2 separate regions of the Mus musculus genome follow, and region 2 is linked to region 1. Evidence: chromatin contacts called from ENCODE POLR2A ChIA-PET data. All regions are on one chromosome and are shown on one strand. Each heading gives the region's core, a stretch centred on a gene start or an enhancer-like site at or near the end of the contact. The rest is flanking DNA. Distances are from core to core; before and after follow the strand shown. Region 1 holds the start of Chchd2 (coiled-coil-helix-coiled-coil-helix domain containing 2). Region 2 holds the start of Gusb (glucuronidase, beta).

Region 1 (7,356 bases), core at 3,178-5,677:
TATATGTGGATATATATGTGTATTTTATATATATGTATGTATGTATATTGAAGCATTCATAAGGAAAACTGGATCATGGGAAAGAGATGGATGAGAATTTCAGACATACCAGAAATACATGCTCCTTAGAAAATACATCTACCCCAGACAAAGAAATAGTAAAAAAACATATAAACAAAAACAACAACAACAACAAAAAAACTAGGTAAGGGGTCATAAAGCCCCAAAAGGGACTGATTGTGTAAGGAAGGCTGACTTCAAAGGCCAGGCCTCAGGGCTCAGGGCTCTGCCTGTGACACCAGCACTTGAGAGGCCAAGAAGACTGTTACAAGTTAGAAGTCAGTTTGGGTCACACAGTGAAGACTTTGTCTTCAAAAGCAACAGTAAAAGTGTGGCCAAGATAAGTACTTAAAGCCAAGGCAGGAGGCTTGCCAGTTCAAGGCTAATTTGAGTGATATGCTCTCAAAAACAAGCATCACCTAAAGGGAAAACGGCTGTTGTACAGTAACCTAGGCTGAACTCCTGTTGTAACTCGGACCACTCTATGTGGCTTTGTGTGTGATGCTCCCATGAGTGTGTGGACAGATGTGCCCAAGGGGAGATAGACCAAACATACCCTCAACCACTCTCTTTTATTTCCTGGAGACAGAACCTCTCACTGAACCAGAAACTAATTTCATCTCAGCAGGCCGGCTGGCCCTGCTGTGGAAACTGCCTGTCTCCACCCCACAATGCATGTGGTTACAGTTATGTATGGCTATGCCTGATTTTTTTGTGGGCTCATAGGATTTGAACTCAGGTCCTCATGGTATCAGAGTAAATGCTTATTCATAAAAGATGCTCGCCAGCTGCCAACTCATCTCAGAAAGGAGAAGCTGCCCCAAAGCTCACCTGGTAAGTGATGTCGGGCTTTGCGGGCTCAGCACTGCCACCTCCGCTGAAGCCCCCAGTGATGGCGTGACCCAGGGTGTGTCCCACTGCAGAGCCCACAGCCACACCGGCCGCGGTGGTAGCCATCTGGGCCATCAGGCCTGGCTGCCGGGGCGCAGCGGCAGGTGAGCCAACTGCAGATGGCGCAGCTGCTGCTGGAGGCTGAGCTGCAGGTGCTCTTCGGGGAGCAGCCCTCATCTGAGGGGCCCGGCTGGAAAAGAACAAAACTCCTCAGGTCCCAGACAAATGGCTTTGCAATCTACTCAAGAGACCAAATGGGCCAGGTTCAGAGGCACATAGGTAGAAAAACCAGATCTGGGCCATCTTCACCATACAGTGACTTATTTCTACTTTAACCCTCTCCCAAATACCCTTCCTTGATCTATTTTCAAACTGATAGCCTCCTTTTTCATCATCTTTATTAGATGCATACCTGTGGGCACACACACATTTCTGTACATTGCTGACCGCTTGGTGTGCTCCTGCTTCCGAATTAGTTGCTGTATTCTTTTTTAATATTTATTTATTTATTCATTTCATCTATGTGAGTACATTGTAGCTGTCTTCACACACAACAGAAGAGGGCATCAGATCTCATTAGAGATGGTTGTGAGTCCCCATGTGGTTGCTGGGATTTGAACTCAGGACCTCTGGAAGAGCAGTGCTCCTAACCTCTGAGTCATCTCTCCAGCCCAAGTTGCTGTATTCTTTATGTAAGGCTGAGGTCTGTGGACTTTTCACTGTACAGCACAGTACAGTTTGGCATATCTACTCTCATCCTTGCTCTATACAGTGATTTTTAAGGCCAACCTAACAATCAATACCCTTGTCTCAAAATGGTGAGCAATGCTGTCATACAGTTAGGCGTGGTAGTGCACACTCAGGAAGCAGTAACGTGGAAACTCAGGGCCAGGTCATCTGACCCCTCTGAGTTTCCAAGGCTCTAGTGCCCATTCATTTGCATATGTCCACTCATGGACAATTAAAGTTAGAAAGTTCCCCAAAGGATTGATTTATTTAAATGACAGTTGGACCTCTCTGAGCTCCGAGGCATTAGAAGCTATAGAATGAGCAAACACTTGGGAGGCAGAGGCAGGCGGATTTCTGAGTCAAGGCCAGCCTGGTCTACAGAGTGAGTTCCAGGACAGCCAGGGCTACACAGAGAAACCCTGTTTCAAAAAAAAAAAACAAAAACAGAATGAGCAAACAGCTTTCCTTTTATTGGTCTATCAGTTTCAGAAATATCAGACAGGTGTTGCCATGTAAAAAAAAATTGAGGACAGTCAAGGACTAACCTAGTGAACATCTGAATTAAGATTTAGAGCTGGAAGGAGGACAGGCGGCTGGTCAAAGACTCACTGGAGAAGGATGCTTGACACCTTGAGGTTGGTTGACTCCTGGAACCCAGAAGGTGGAAAGAAACAACCAACCCCAATAAGGTGCCCTTGGACCTTCACACAGGTACCGAGGTTCTCCAGCACACACAGAGGCATAAATACACTGGCCATCCCGGCTATTCAGTTAGTGAACAAGGCCATTTAGAAGAAGGATTTAGAACCAGTGTTGACAATGGAGAAAGACAGTCACAAGTCAACAAAATCTAAAAGTCATGAGGTGATATTAGGAATGCAGTCCAATGCCTTCATTTTACCCAGTTAGAAAGGGCTGAACTTAACCAGCACTTGGGAGGCAGAGGCAGGCGGATTTCTGAGTTCGAGGCCAGCCTGGTCTACAGAGTGAGTTCCAGGACAGCCAGAGCTGCACAGAAAAATCCTGCCTCAAAAATAAATAAATAAATCAAGAAAGGTTTGGGCTGGAGAGATGGCTCAGGAGTTAAGAGCACAGACTGCTCTTCTAAAGGTCCTGAGTTCAATTCCCAGCAACCACATGGTGGCTCACAACCACCTGTGTACTCCTCATATACATAAAATAAAAATTTTTAAAGATTTATTTTATACATAAGTACACTGTAGCTGTCTTCAGACACCCCAGAAGAGGGCATCTGACCTCATTACAGATGGTTGTGAGCCACCATGTGATTGCCAGGACTTGAACTCAGGACCTTCCAAAGAACAGTCAGTGCTCTTACCTGCTGAGCCATCTCGCCAGCCCATAAAATAAACTAAGAAAAAAAAAATCTTAAAAAAAAAAAAAAAAGTGGGGGCCGGGTTAGGGTGCCGTGGGCAAGGTCTGGTAGCCCATACCTTTAATCCCAGTCCTTGGGAGGCAGAGGCGGGCAGCCTCTTTGGAGTTCAAGGCCAGCCAGGGCCATAGTGAAAACCCCTTTCAAGGAAACAACAAACCACCACGCCAATCCAAAAAGAAAAATCTAGGGAAAGTGACCTGCCTGAGCTGCAACTTTGACTCATATTTTTGGGGGGGTTCTGGACAGGAATCTCTCTATGGGTAGCCTTGCTAGCCTTGAACTGGTTGCAACCCCCGCTTGCCTTCCGGGAGAAGGAGGCACAAGGGACTATCTTGATGACAGATGACGCATGCGCTACAACATGCACTCCCGAGGTTCACTCCCAGTATGAGCACAATTTTAGTTTTCTACGATTTTATTACCCCAAGGAGGGACCTCAGAATCTGGACTGGGGGGAGGGGTGTCAACAATTTCCTATTTGTTTTTTAGGTCGGCCGGCAAGGTAGCTCAATAGATCGTTTACCACAAAATGGTAGACATCTTGGACCCAAGTGATGGAAAGACATAGCTTTAAATTTTCGGCCCTCTACACACAGCCCGCAATTTTCTTTGTTTCTTTTTCCTTAAAAAAATAAATAAATAAAAGAAAAGAAAATCTTTAAAGCCGGCAATCCCAGCCCTAAGGAAGCGGAGTCAGGAAAATCAAGGAAGGCCAAGCGAGGCCATAAAGTTCAAGGCTAACCTGAGACTCAAAAACGCAGTGAGTAGAACAAAGAAAATACAAAAACCACCCCACCCCCACCCCTGGCCAAGAGTTTACCACGCATCTTTCTTTCCTCGCCTCCTTGTATACTACGCCCTCGACAGCCCTTCCCCCAGCCTGTCTAGGGAAAAGGTCACGTTTCAGAGTCCTCTCCCCGAGTGCACCGACCATGTCCCTGTTCTCAGGAAGTCCGCCCCACCAGCGGATCCCTTCCCGACCGCTCGCTCCGTCTCTTCACCGGTCGCCTTCGCAGCCCTCAGGCTACAGAACCTTGCCCTGGCGGCCCGCGCTCGGTTCCCGGCCCCGAGGGTCTCACCTGGCCGGAGGAGTCACCCGGGAAGTGCGGCTTCGGCTTCCACGCGGCATCCTAACTGCTCGAAGTCTCACCGATCAGCGAAGACAAACTGCGAAACGTACAGAAGCGTCCAGCAATTTCTACCAAGGAGAGAGGAAGGGTGGAGGCGGTACCTCACCGGGCAACCAATAAGAAATCAGGAAAAGCTCGGGCGCTAAAGGTTATTGGACAAAGGAGATATCAGTAATGGGCAGAGCCTGGACTCAGCGTCCTAGGCCCGGAAGTTACGAAGTTGGCGAGGAGGAGCTAAGGCTAACCGGAAGTTCCTGGGGTTGCACTCTCAAATTTTGTCCTCCGATTCAATGGTGGAGGTTAGGTTTTTGCTTCCGATGGCCGGCTGGCCTACTCCACAACCTGACTGACCTTGATTTTCACTGTCTCCTGCCTTAGCCTCTCAAGTAAACTGGATTAGGGGCTTACTGGGGTCTGCTCTTGGGCTGTTTACTTAACCCTTCTCTGTTTTGTTTTGGGACAATGCCTCCGGTAACGGATGTTGCCTTGGATCTCGCTGTTCTCACGTCTCAGCCTCCTAGTACTGGTCACGCAGGAAAAACTCTGTTTTTCTGTTATAAAGAATTTACTAATAAACGTGTTTGGAAATATTAAATTACATAAGCAGAATTTCGCTAAAGGAGCTCTGCTCCCAACATGTCTGGAAGATAGTGAACTAGCCGAGCTTATTAGAAACTATGAAAAAGGGGCTGATGAGATGGCTCAGCGGAGAAGAGCACTGACTGCTCTTCAAAAGATCCGGAGTTCAAATCCCAGCAACCACAAAGTGGCTCACAACCACCCATAACGAGATTTGACACCCTCTTCTGGTGTGTCTGAAGACAACTACAGTGTACTTACATATAATAAATAAATAAATCTTAAAAAAAAAAGAAACTATGAGAAAGAAAATTCTGTACATAATTCAAGTTTCTGTTGCAGAGAAATTTTCTGCTCATATTTACCAAGGCTCGTCTTCAATTAAGCGCTATTTCCATAATAAAAGAAGACCATCCTGACTTAATACTAGCCAGTAAGATCATCTGCATATCAAAGAACAGGCCTCTAAAGCTGTTGTCCTCAACCTGTGGGTTTCAGACTGTGATTTAGGGACTGAGTTACTGCTCTTTTCCACGTAAGACTGCTCAAATGCAGAGATGCCCACATTCCAGTATCCAGAACTGTATAAAAGGGTTGCAGCATTAGGAAAGTTGAGAATCATTGAATCTAGAAGTCTCCTCAACTGTGGCCACAGAGGCTTGTGGTCCCATAAGCTCTCACCACAGAGGATGTTGGTGACCTGAGCCCATTGATTGGCAGAGATATCTGCAGTGTCAATCCATGATGCTTCCTGGAAAACACTCTTGTCCTCGTAATGTGGATGAAGACCATTCCTACACATTGCCCATGAGGTCATATAGTCCTACAGAGTAGCAGTAGGCCATCTGATGGAGAAACAGGGGACTCTCCTCCCCACCAAATGCCCAGGGGAATGGGGGAAGAGTTTTCCTCTGCCACCTTGTCAGGCACTGTGTATGAAAGGAGATCTTATCATAGTTGTTCTGTGGCAGTGGGAAAGCGATCACTGGTGACAGTCCGTGAAAACCATTTTCAGCTCTGTTACCCCTGGGGAACTATCTGTGACAAGGACAATGGAAGTCAAAGAGTTATCAGCCTGTCCCAAGGATGTGCACCTGTCTGTCCAGAGGAAAACCATGAAAGATCTTGAGAGAGAGTGAAAAATAGAGAACTTGCCCCATTGTTCCAGGATGCCAGGTGTTTGCAGTTTTTGCCAGGTGTTTTCGGTTTTTGCCTTTATAAACCCCTAAACCCCTCACCCCTTGAGCTCATGTTCAACTCCTCTACCCCTGCGTGGGATACAAGTCGTCCCCAGTGCACTGGTCTTTCCCGAATAAACCTCTTGCAGTTTGCATCAAGACCGTTACTCATAGCCGGGTGGTGGTGGCACACGCCTTTAATCTCAGCACTTGGGAGGCAGAGGCAGGCGGATTTCTGAGTTCGAGGCCAGCCTAGTCTACAAAGTAAGTTCCAGGACAGCCAGGGCTACACAGAGAAACCCTGTCTCGAAAAAAAACAAAAACAAAAACAAAACAAAACAAAACAAAACAAAAAAAAGACTGATTTGGGGTGTCGCCTCTCCTGAGTCAGAACGTGGGGGAATCCTCACGTTGTGGGTCTTTCAACCAGAATCACTCTACTCTGCTGCTTCATGGGGGGAGAGTGACCTCAGTTCCCTTCCATGGTGCTTTTTTGTTTTGTTTTGTTTTTCGAGACAGGGTTTCTCTGTATAGCCTTGGCTGTCCTGGAACCATGGTGCTTTGGAAAGAGCGCTGTCTCTGCCCATCCAGCTCCTCCATCCCTGGAGGGATGGAACCACTGGAGCCCATGCTCTCCCATTCTCCCATTGCCCTTCCTGACTTTATTTAAAGTCACCTGTGTTTGCTCATGTGATTGGTTCTGTGAGGCCCCAACTTAGAGAACTTAGAGCGTTTCTCCCTGGAAGGTAAAGCCCCCGGATGTTCCTCAAGCTTGTTTTCCCTGATCTCTAAAAATACAGCCAGCAAGAAGCTCTTTGTTCTCTACAGCCAGCAAAAAGCCTTTTTGTTTCTATACCTTACAACTAGAGATGCGATCATTGTAATTTTACCAAGGACACCCGGCAGAGAAGCACTGTAGCCCAACTCCTCCCAACTCTCCTCCCAACTCCTCCCAATTCCTCAACGAGCTGTTAAAAGCCCCCTACTGTTACTGCTCAGGGTCGAACTCCCCTGCCCTGCACAGCAGAAGGAGTTTGTCCTCAGCTAGCTGATAATAAAACCTCTTGCAGTTTGCATCAGGTGTGGTTTTCTCTCTCGAGTCATTGGGGTGCCAGCCAGCTCATCCCGGGCCACCTTTGGGGGTCTTAAACAGTTCCTTCTCATCAAAGCTGGGGCCCAGGGGCTGGGGAGACAGCTCACTCTGTAAGCATAAGGACCCAAGTTCATATCCTCAGAACCGTATAAAAAAATAGGCATAATGGCATGCACCTGTAAGCTAATGCTATGGGACAAAGAGAGACAGGTCCTAGCTGGCCTAGGAATGGAGAGCTCCACTTTTCATTGAGAAGTCTTGTCTCAAAAAAAAAAAAAAATACTGGGGCTGGTGAGATGG
Region 2 (7,648 bases), core at 4,701-7,200, 120 kb after region 1:
TGGGGACTTCCATGGTAGAAGGAGAGGACATAAGCTGTCCTTTGACCTCCACCTGTGTGCCATGGCACACACAGAAATAAATTAAAAATCAATCTCAAAAAAGAAAAAAAATCCACTTGGTAGATCATGCGTGTAATCCCAGAATCTCAGAAGTTGGGACCAAAGGGATCAGTGCCAGTTTGAGGCCAGCCAGGGAAACCCAGCAAGCCCCTGTCTCAAAAATAAATTTACTAAAATTACAGAAAATCCAAAGTTCTGCCGGATGGTCGTAACACATGGCTTTCATCAGAGCCATAGGAAGGCAGAGGGAGGCGGATCTCTGTGGGTTCGAGGCCAGCCTGGTCTATGGAGCTAGTTCCAGGACAGCCAGGGCTACACAGAGAAACCCTGTCTTGAACAAAACAAAACAAAACAAACAAACAAAAACTCTACAGTTGTGTGAATCCAAGGAAACTCGGGATTTCATCTCAAGTATGATTAGGAGGGTCAATGGGTAGAAAACCCACAATTTTGGTGGGTTGATTTGGGTCTCCAGTAGTGATGAAGGGGATACTGACATCACAGCACCTATCCACCTGGTTATGGTTGACTTCCATGGTCCCGGCTGCCTACAGAGGCTGAACCAGGCCAAAGTGCTAAGGCCAGAGGCCCAACTAAGCCCAGGGAAGAAAGAGCACTCACTTAAAGTAATATGCGGCGGGTTTCAGAGCAGAGGAAGGCTCATTGGCCACAGACCACATCACAACCGCAGGGTGATTTTTGTCCCGGCGAACCAGCTCCTCCATCACCTCTAGGTGGTGCCGAAGTGACTCGTTGCCAAAACTCTGACTGTGGAGGCAGAGAGGAAAAGGTCACCAAAGGCTCGAAGACAAGGTAGGGACGCTGGGCATCGTAGACGGCGAGGGGGCGGGCACTCACGGTAGCACAATGCCCACACCGGGACACTCATCGATGACCACAATCCCGTATCGGTCACAGAGCTGAAGTACCTCCTCTGAGTAGGGATAGTGGCTGGTACGAAAGGAATTTGCCCCGAGCCAACGGAGCAGGTTGAAATCCTTTACCAGCAGCGGCCAGTCGAAGCCTTTCCCTCGGATCTAGGAGACAGCAGGGCTGCGTGACCTCTACCCTTGTGACTGGAGAGTTCGCACTTTCTTCTAAAGCCCCGCCCCTGGACTCACCCCGTCCACCCTATGTAGGTTCACCACAAACAGCACCACACGATGCTATCTTCCCAGGGCACAGAGGTAGGGGAAGGAGATATCAATGACTCCCAACATGCCACACATTGATGCCACAGCTCCTACTCACATCTGAATCCTCGTGCTTATTGACCCCTTGGAAATAGAAGGGCTTCCCGTTTATGAGGAACTTGCTCTTTGTGACAGCCACTGTTCGAATCCCGATAGGAAGGGTGTAGTAGTCAGTCACAGACTCAGTTGTTGTCACCTTCACCTAGGAGAGCCGATGTGGCAGGCAAGAACATCCAGGTGGACTGCGCGTCACCCAACAGGAAGGCCTCACCCCACACCACTGGAGTTTTTTTTTTTTTTTTTTTTTAAATACAGGCTCATGTAGCTCAGGCTGGCCTCACTTGTAGCTAAGGATGACCTAGAACTCCTGATTCTCCTGCCTGTCCCTCCCAAGTGCTAAAATTACAGGCAGGCATCTCTCTGCTGTTTGGTTTTGGTTATGTTTTGGTTTGGTTTGGTTTCGTTTGCAAAACAGGGTTTCTCTGTGTAGCCCTAAATGTTCTGGAACTCCATAGACAAGGCTGGCTCCAACTTATAGAGATCCACCTGCCTTGGCTCCCAAATTCTGGGATTAAAAGTATGTGCCACCACAGCTCGGCTGGTTTTGGGATTTGTTTTGTTGGGAGGTGGGGGTTGGAGGGACACACTGATTGTTTGAGACAGGGTCTCACTATGGAGCTCTGGCTGTCTTGGAATTCACTAGGGAGACCCGGCTGACCTCAGCGACTGCTCGTTTGATCTTATTCTCCAACACCCCTGGTGCCTACGTATCCCACAAGCCTGCACTTGAGATGCAGAAATGACAGTCTCTGTCTTTAACCAGAACATGATCTCAGGACCTTCACAATTCACAGCTGGACTCTCCCACAAAGTGACTGAAAAAGCCGGAAATCTCAGACAGTACCCATTTAGCCACCTGTCCTGGTTGCCTGCTGTCACCAGGTGGCAGCAAAGGACCTTCCTTAGCCCCAGTCCCACATCACCGTTACCTCCAAGGAGTACATGTAGGCTGGATGCTCATGCATCAGGTAAGGCCACCAGAGGTTGGCACTGGGAACCTGAAGTTGACCCTGGTTCCCTGTCCCATGGGCCACGACTTTGCCACCCTCATCCAAAAGTTGCACTTCTAGCTGGAAATGTTCACTGCCCTGCACAGAAATCCAGTAGGTCACCAGCCCTGTGGGACAGAAACAGATATCATACCAGTCCCAGAAGTCCCCTTAGGTCCCAAGACAATAGCGAACAACTGCTTGTCCTTTTATTTATTTAGTTTTTTTTAAATCTTACTGTGCAGAGATTAGGAGTTACAAGGAGGAAGGAAGTGACCCAATGTTTTGAGTGATGTCACTTTAGACAAGACCCCACCTGTCATTGGTCCTCACTTCCTTGCAAAGGAAGACCCACCAGAAAGGTGTCAGCTTGGGCAGTCTGAGTCTTATCTTCTGAGGATAATGAGGCAGGGGAGGGCTAAAAGATGCTTGAAGCCTTTTTCTCCTTAGGGATTTTTTTTCCTCTTGGGAATTGAGATAAAAATGGACCCAGCCTAGCACAGAGCCTCCCGCCGGGATTCCTCACCGATGTCTTGCTCCACATTAGTGATCACAGTGATATCATCGATGTAAGTGGTAGGGGTGGTATAGAGGACCACAGATCGATGCAGTCCCGCATAGTTGAAGAAGTCAAAGCTTGTGTCCTGGACAAAGTAACCCTTGGGATACCTAGGGTGGGAAAACAAAGGTCCATTATCTGTGTGGCTTTTTAAATCCGCCTCCTCTGTGTGTGTGTGTGTGTGTGTGTGTGTGTGTGTGTGTGTGTACACCACAGTGCACATGTGCAGATCAGAAGACAACCTCAGGCACTGGTTCTACCTTCTAGCTGGCCTGAGAACTTCCAGCAATCACTTTCCCTCCTAGCATGCGACGCCGGTCTCATCAGATCCAGAGCTAGAACCATTCTCCCTATGGGGAAGTCTGCTGGGCAGGAGGGGGGGGGGGGAGGATGCTGCTCACATGGAGGTGTCAGTCTTGTAGACGATGGTCCCCGGCGGAAGGGTATGAGGGGTCAGTGTGTTGTTGATGGCAATCGTGATCCGGCAGGTGGTCAGGGGCCCACTCTGGACCAGCTTGCTAATGTCAGCCTCAAAGGGGAGGTGACCTCCCTCATGTTCCACCACATGAATCCCATTCACCCACTGCAGACACAAGGAGAGATGAGCAGAGGGTAAATGGCCACAGGGCTCTGCTGTCTGTCTTGGGTACCCCCTTCCAGAAGAGGGCCCCCGCCATCAGATGGAAGAATGGTGTTCTAATGGAGCCCACAAAGCAACCCTTCTCTGACCCATGACACAGAGCCCTTCTGGACAGCCCAGACTGCCTTGCCCCCAGCCAACCTCTCCCTATACTGACCACAACTGCATAATAATGGGCACTGTTGATCCTCAACACCACTCTCATGTCGGTATCTTGGGTCCATCGCCGTGGCAGGATTGCTTCCCGTTCATACCACACCCAGCCAATAAAGTCCCGAAGGGCTGCTTCTTGGGTGATGTCATTGAAGCTAGAAGGGACAGGCATGTCCAAGACTGGGCCCGACTAGGGAAAGAAGAAGTGGAGTCACGTGCTGGGGATGTGGCTCAGCTGGTAAAGCCCTGGCCTACCACCGATGAAATCCTGTGTTCCGACTCCAGCATTGTATAAGCCAATCATGGCGGAGCGCACCAGTAATCCTAGCAGATGAGAGGTGCAGCCAGGAAGATGGACGTTCAGGGTCATTCCCTGGCTATCCTCTGCTTCATAGTATATCTGAGGCTGACCTGAGGATACAGGAGACTCTGGCTAAAGAGAAGGATTGGGTCTATTCTTCACGACTGCGCCCCCAGCACCCTAGAGAACCATAGGGGACACAGGGGAGAGACTCTGTAAAATACTGGCTGCATCCACAAGTGAACTCTGCAGGACAGTTGATGGAAAAAGACTGTTCAAACCAAGTTCTTTCTCAGGGCAGATAGTACCAGAGCCAAGATTTCCATGGAAAGAGCCACAGGCCAGTCTAAAACAGGAAAGACCAGACCCTGACATAAAAGGCAGGTGACCATTGCTACAAGGAAGAAGGCCAACAGCAGGGAACAGGGGCCCCCAAGGAAACAGAGAAGGCCTGTGGTGGCAATGTCCTCTCCTTACTTCCTCTTTTGCTGAATGCTGGGCAGTGCAGTTGAAAACTGAGAGTCTAAGCCAGGTGTGGTGGTTCATCACTTGTAACTCTAGCAACCTGGGAGGCTAAGGGAGCCACATGGCTATGAGTCGGAGGTTAATGTGAGTCGCTGTCTCAAACACACACACACAGAGCTGGTGAGATGACTTGGTGGGTTAAAGGCACTAGCCACTAAGCCTGATGACCTTAGTTACATCCCTGGTGACCTAGGTGAGACCAGACTCCAGCAAGTTATCTTCCAACCTCCACATGTACTGTGTAGCACACGGGTGGCGCCCCCCCACCCCACATAAATAATGGGTACACATTTTAAACAAAGAGAGAGAAGAGAGGAAGAGGAGAGAGCCCAATAGGAAACGAGGTAGGATGAATGAATGAATCTGAGAGAGGAGGAGACTGTGAGCACACAGGTTTGCTTCAGCCTGCTTCTGCGCCAACCCTACCTAGGTAGGAAAGGAGAGCAGGGATGAGGGTCCTCTGCTAGCTCTGTGCAAAGTCACATTTGCTCCCCCCTCCTCTACCCCCGCCCCCAAATCTCTGTAGTGGGTAGCATCTCCTAGGATTCTACTTTTCACAAGATGGGAAAGAGCATGGGAGGTATGTGCACCGGGATGCAGGAGGCGTGTGCACAAACATCTACAACACTCAGGAAAGTTAAAGTGGGAGCAAGAGATTCACCCGGACATCCAGGCCAGCCTAGGTTATCGAAGGAGACACAGCCTCAAAACATAAACAAAAGGCTCAGTAGTGACAAGCACACACAGGGCCCTGGGTTCAAGTCCCAGCACTATGAAGTAAAATTAAAAGCTTTAAAAAAACAAAAACAAAAAAATCCATTGCCTGGGGCAGCGCCTGCCTAGCAGAAACCATGCGGTTCTCAGCATGCCAGGTCCCACTTCCTGCTCTGGTCGCTCCCCTCCCCAGCCTGCAAACCCATATTAACCTCCTCTAGGTGAGCACAAGGGGATCTCCAGGTACAGGCATCCCTCCGCCCATCCCCTGACTTCTGGAAGCTTCCAGACCCCGGGTCCCAGGGAGCGCGCACCTCCCGTAGCGGCTGCCGGTACCATTGCTGCTCGAAACCCTGCAGCCGGTTGTTCGAGAGGTCGGCGCGGAAGTGCCACAGTCCGTCCAGCGCCTTGAGCTCCCGCGACGGGCTCTCCTTCGGGAACAGCATCCCGCCCTTCAGAGCCAGCGCGCAGCTGCACAGCAGCTGGCCCAGCGCGACCCAACACGCACTCCATTTTAGGGACATACTGGCCAGGCTGCCCACCGACCAGCGGCTGGGCTTTTTAGCCTCCTCTCTGGGAGGGCAGAGGCGGGACCTGGAAGAGTCACATGTTCTCGAGAGAAGCCGCCTGCGCCAACTTGGTTGAGGGCAAGCGCTTGTACAGCTGCTGGCTCAAGGCTATCTAGAGGCCCCAAGGCTGGACTCTGCAGAAAGAGGAAGTCGCTTGAAGTCCTGGATCGTTTCCCCATATGCCTGACGTCAGCCGCTGCCTGCCTCACATCTATTAATATCTCCCCCTCCTTCCCTCACACTCTGGGGCTTGCCCCTCAGGACCACTAGGCTAAGATCTGAAAGAAGCCCTGAAGTCCCTGATCCCACTGTTTCTTCATAACTCCTGTGAAAGGATGAGAGTTCAAAAGAGACACTGAGAAGAATTTGGGGAGTTTGTTATTAAAGCCTGGAAAGGACACGCAGGCAGGTTCGAAGCTAGGTCTCTTCTTAGAGGTCTCTGAGGAAGGGAGTAGAACTGACAGCAATGGCCATGAAAGAAGTGTCTCCTGGACCTGTGTGATGTCATTCGAGTCACAAATGAAGGTTGCGATGACGGTTCACATGACCTGCAGCAGCCATTCTCTGAAAGTGGTCTTAGTAACTCTCACCCCACCCCCACCCCCAATCCATCACTCCAGCCTCTCTAGCTAACAGGCTTGAGCAAACAGTGCTCAGATTTCACTCTTGGGCAAGTACATATACAGCTAAGCGAGTCTTGAAGCCTTGGCTGTCCTGGAACTCTGTAGACCAGGCTCAAAATCACAGAGATACCTCCCGCCTCTGCCTCCTGAGTGCTGGGACTAAAGGCATATGCCACCTGGTTAGTTTCCAGTTCTTAAAACGGAGGTAAATATCATTTAGGTTTCAACCTAAATCTTTGAGTTGAACTAAAGATACAACCACCCCAAGGTGTGCATTTGGATTTTCAGACTGAGCCAAAAGGAAGTTCCCTAAAGAATGTTTTTGTTTGGTTCGTTTTGATTTGGGTTTTTCCAGAGAGCTCTGTTTAGTTAGTCTAAACTGGCTGGCCTGGAACTCAGAGATCCACCTGCCTCTGTCACTTGAGGGCTGGGACTAAAGGAGTGCACCACCACTGCCCTGCTCCCTAAAGCATTATTAAAGCCTGCTGAACTTAAGCACAAGAGAAGGTTCCCCATTTGTTGTTGTTGTTGTTACAAATACCTACATTTTGTTGCAATTACCAGTATGCTTGTTAAGGGGTTGGGGGTGACGCTGAACAGAAGAAATGATTCTCAGCATGAGTAAAACTGGCCAAGCACAGGTATGCTAGCTTCCAATCCACTTATTTATATTTGAGTGTTTATGTTTCAGGTGCCTGCTTCAGATGTGTGTATACACATGACCGTGTGCAGGTAGAGGTTAAAGGTCAATCCTTTTTTTAAAAGGACTGACTTATTTATTTATTTATTTGCTGGGGAGGGCTAGAGAGATAATGGCTTAGTGGTTAAGAGCATTAGCTGTTCTTCCAGAGGACCCCGTTTGATTCCCAGCACCCACATGGCAGCTCACAACCATTTTTTAACTCCACTCCTAGAGGATCGAATGACCTCTTCTAGCCTCCACAGGCACTGGACCATGTGGTGCATAGACATACATGCCAGTGCAACCCTGGGAAACAGAAAATAAACACTAAGAACAGCAGCAACTACAAAAAACTTCCCTAGAACTGGACATGGTGCTTCTCATCTACGGCCAGCTCTCAGGATGTTGAGGTAGAAGGATAGGCTACATAGTAACCTCAAAGATATAAATAACATATGGATGTTTTGCCTGCACCTATCAGTGTGTACTAGGTGTGTGAAGTACCCTTGGAGGCCAGAATTGAATCCCCTGGAACTAAAGTTACAAATAATTGTGAATCACCTTGAAGGTGCTGGGACCT

Evidence for each region. ChIA-PET counts read pairs that join two places held with the same protein, here RNA polymerase II (POLR2A).
Region 2: POLR2A ChIA-PET joins it to region 1 with 12 read pairs in Patski. The contact joins the promoter of Gusb here to the promoter of Chchd2 in region 1. POLR2A ChIA-PET finds 5 or more read pairs at or near these places in 3 of 5 experiments (Patski and embryonic stem cell).

Annotation. Positions count from the first base shown.
Region 1 is chr5:129,883,043-129,890,398 of GRCm38, forward strand. Chchd2 (coiled-coil-helix-coiled-coil-helix domain containing 2) reads right to left here and starts at 4,428. Exons shown (of 4, transcript NM_024166.6): 1 at 4,156-4,428; 2 at 892-1,141. The coding sequence starts at 4,205.
Region 2 is chr5:129,997,099-130,004,746 of GRCm38, forward strand. Gusb (glucuronidase, beta) reads right to left here and starts at 5,951. Exons shown (of 12, transcript NM_010368.2): 1 at 5,509-5,951; 2 at 3,659-3,844; 3 at 3,263-3,444; 4 at 2,829-2,971; 5 at 2,243-2,430; 6 at 1,312-1,455; 7 at 919-1,097; 8 at 682-828. The coding sequence starts at 5,718.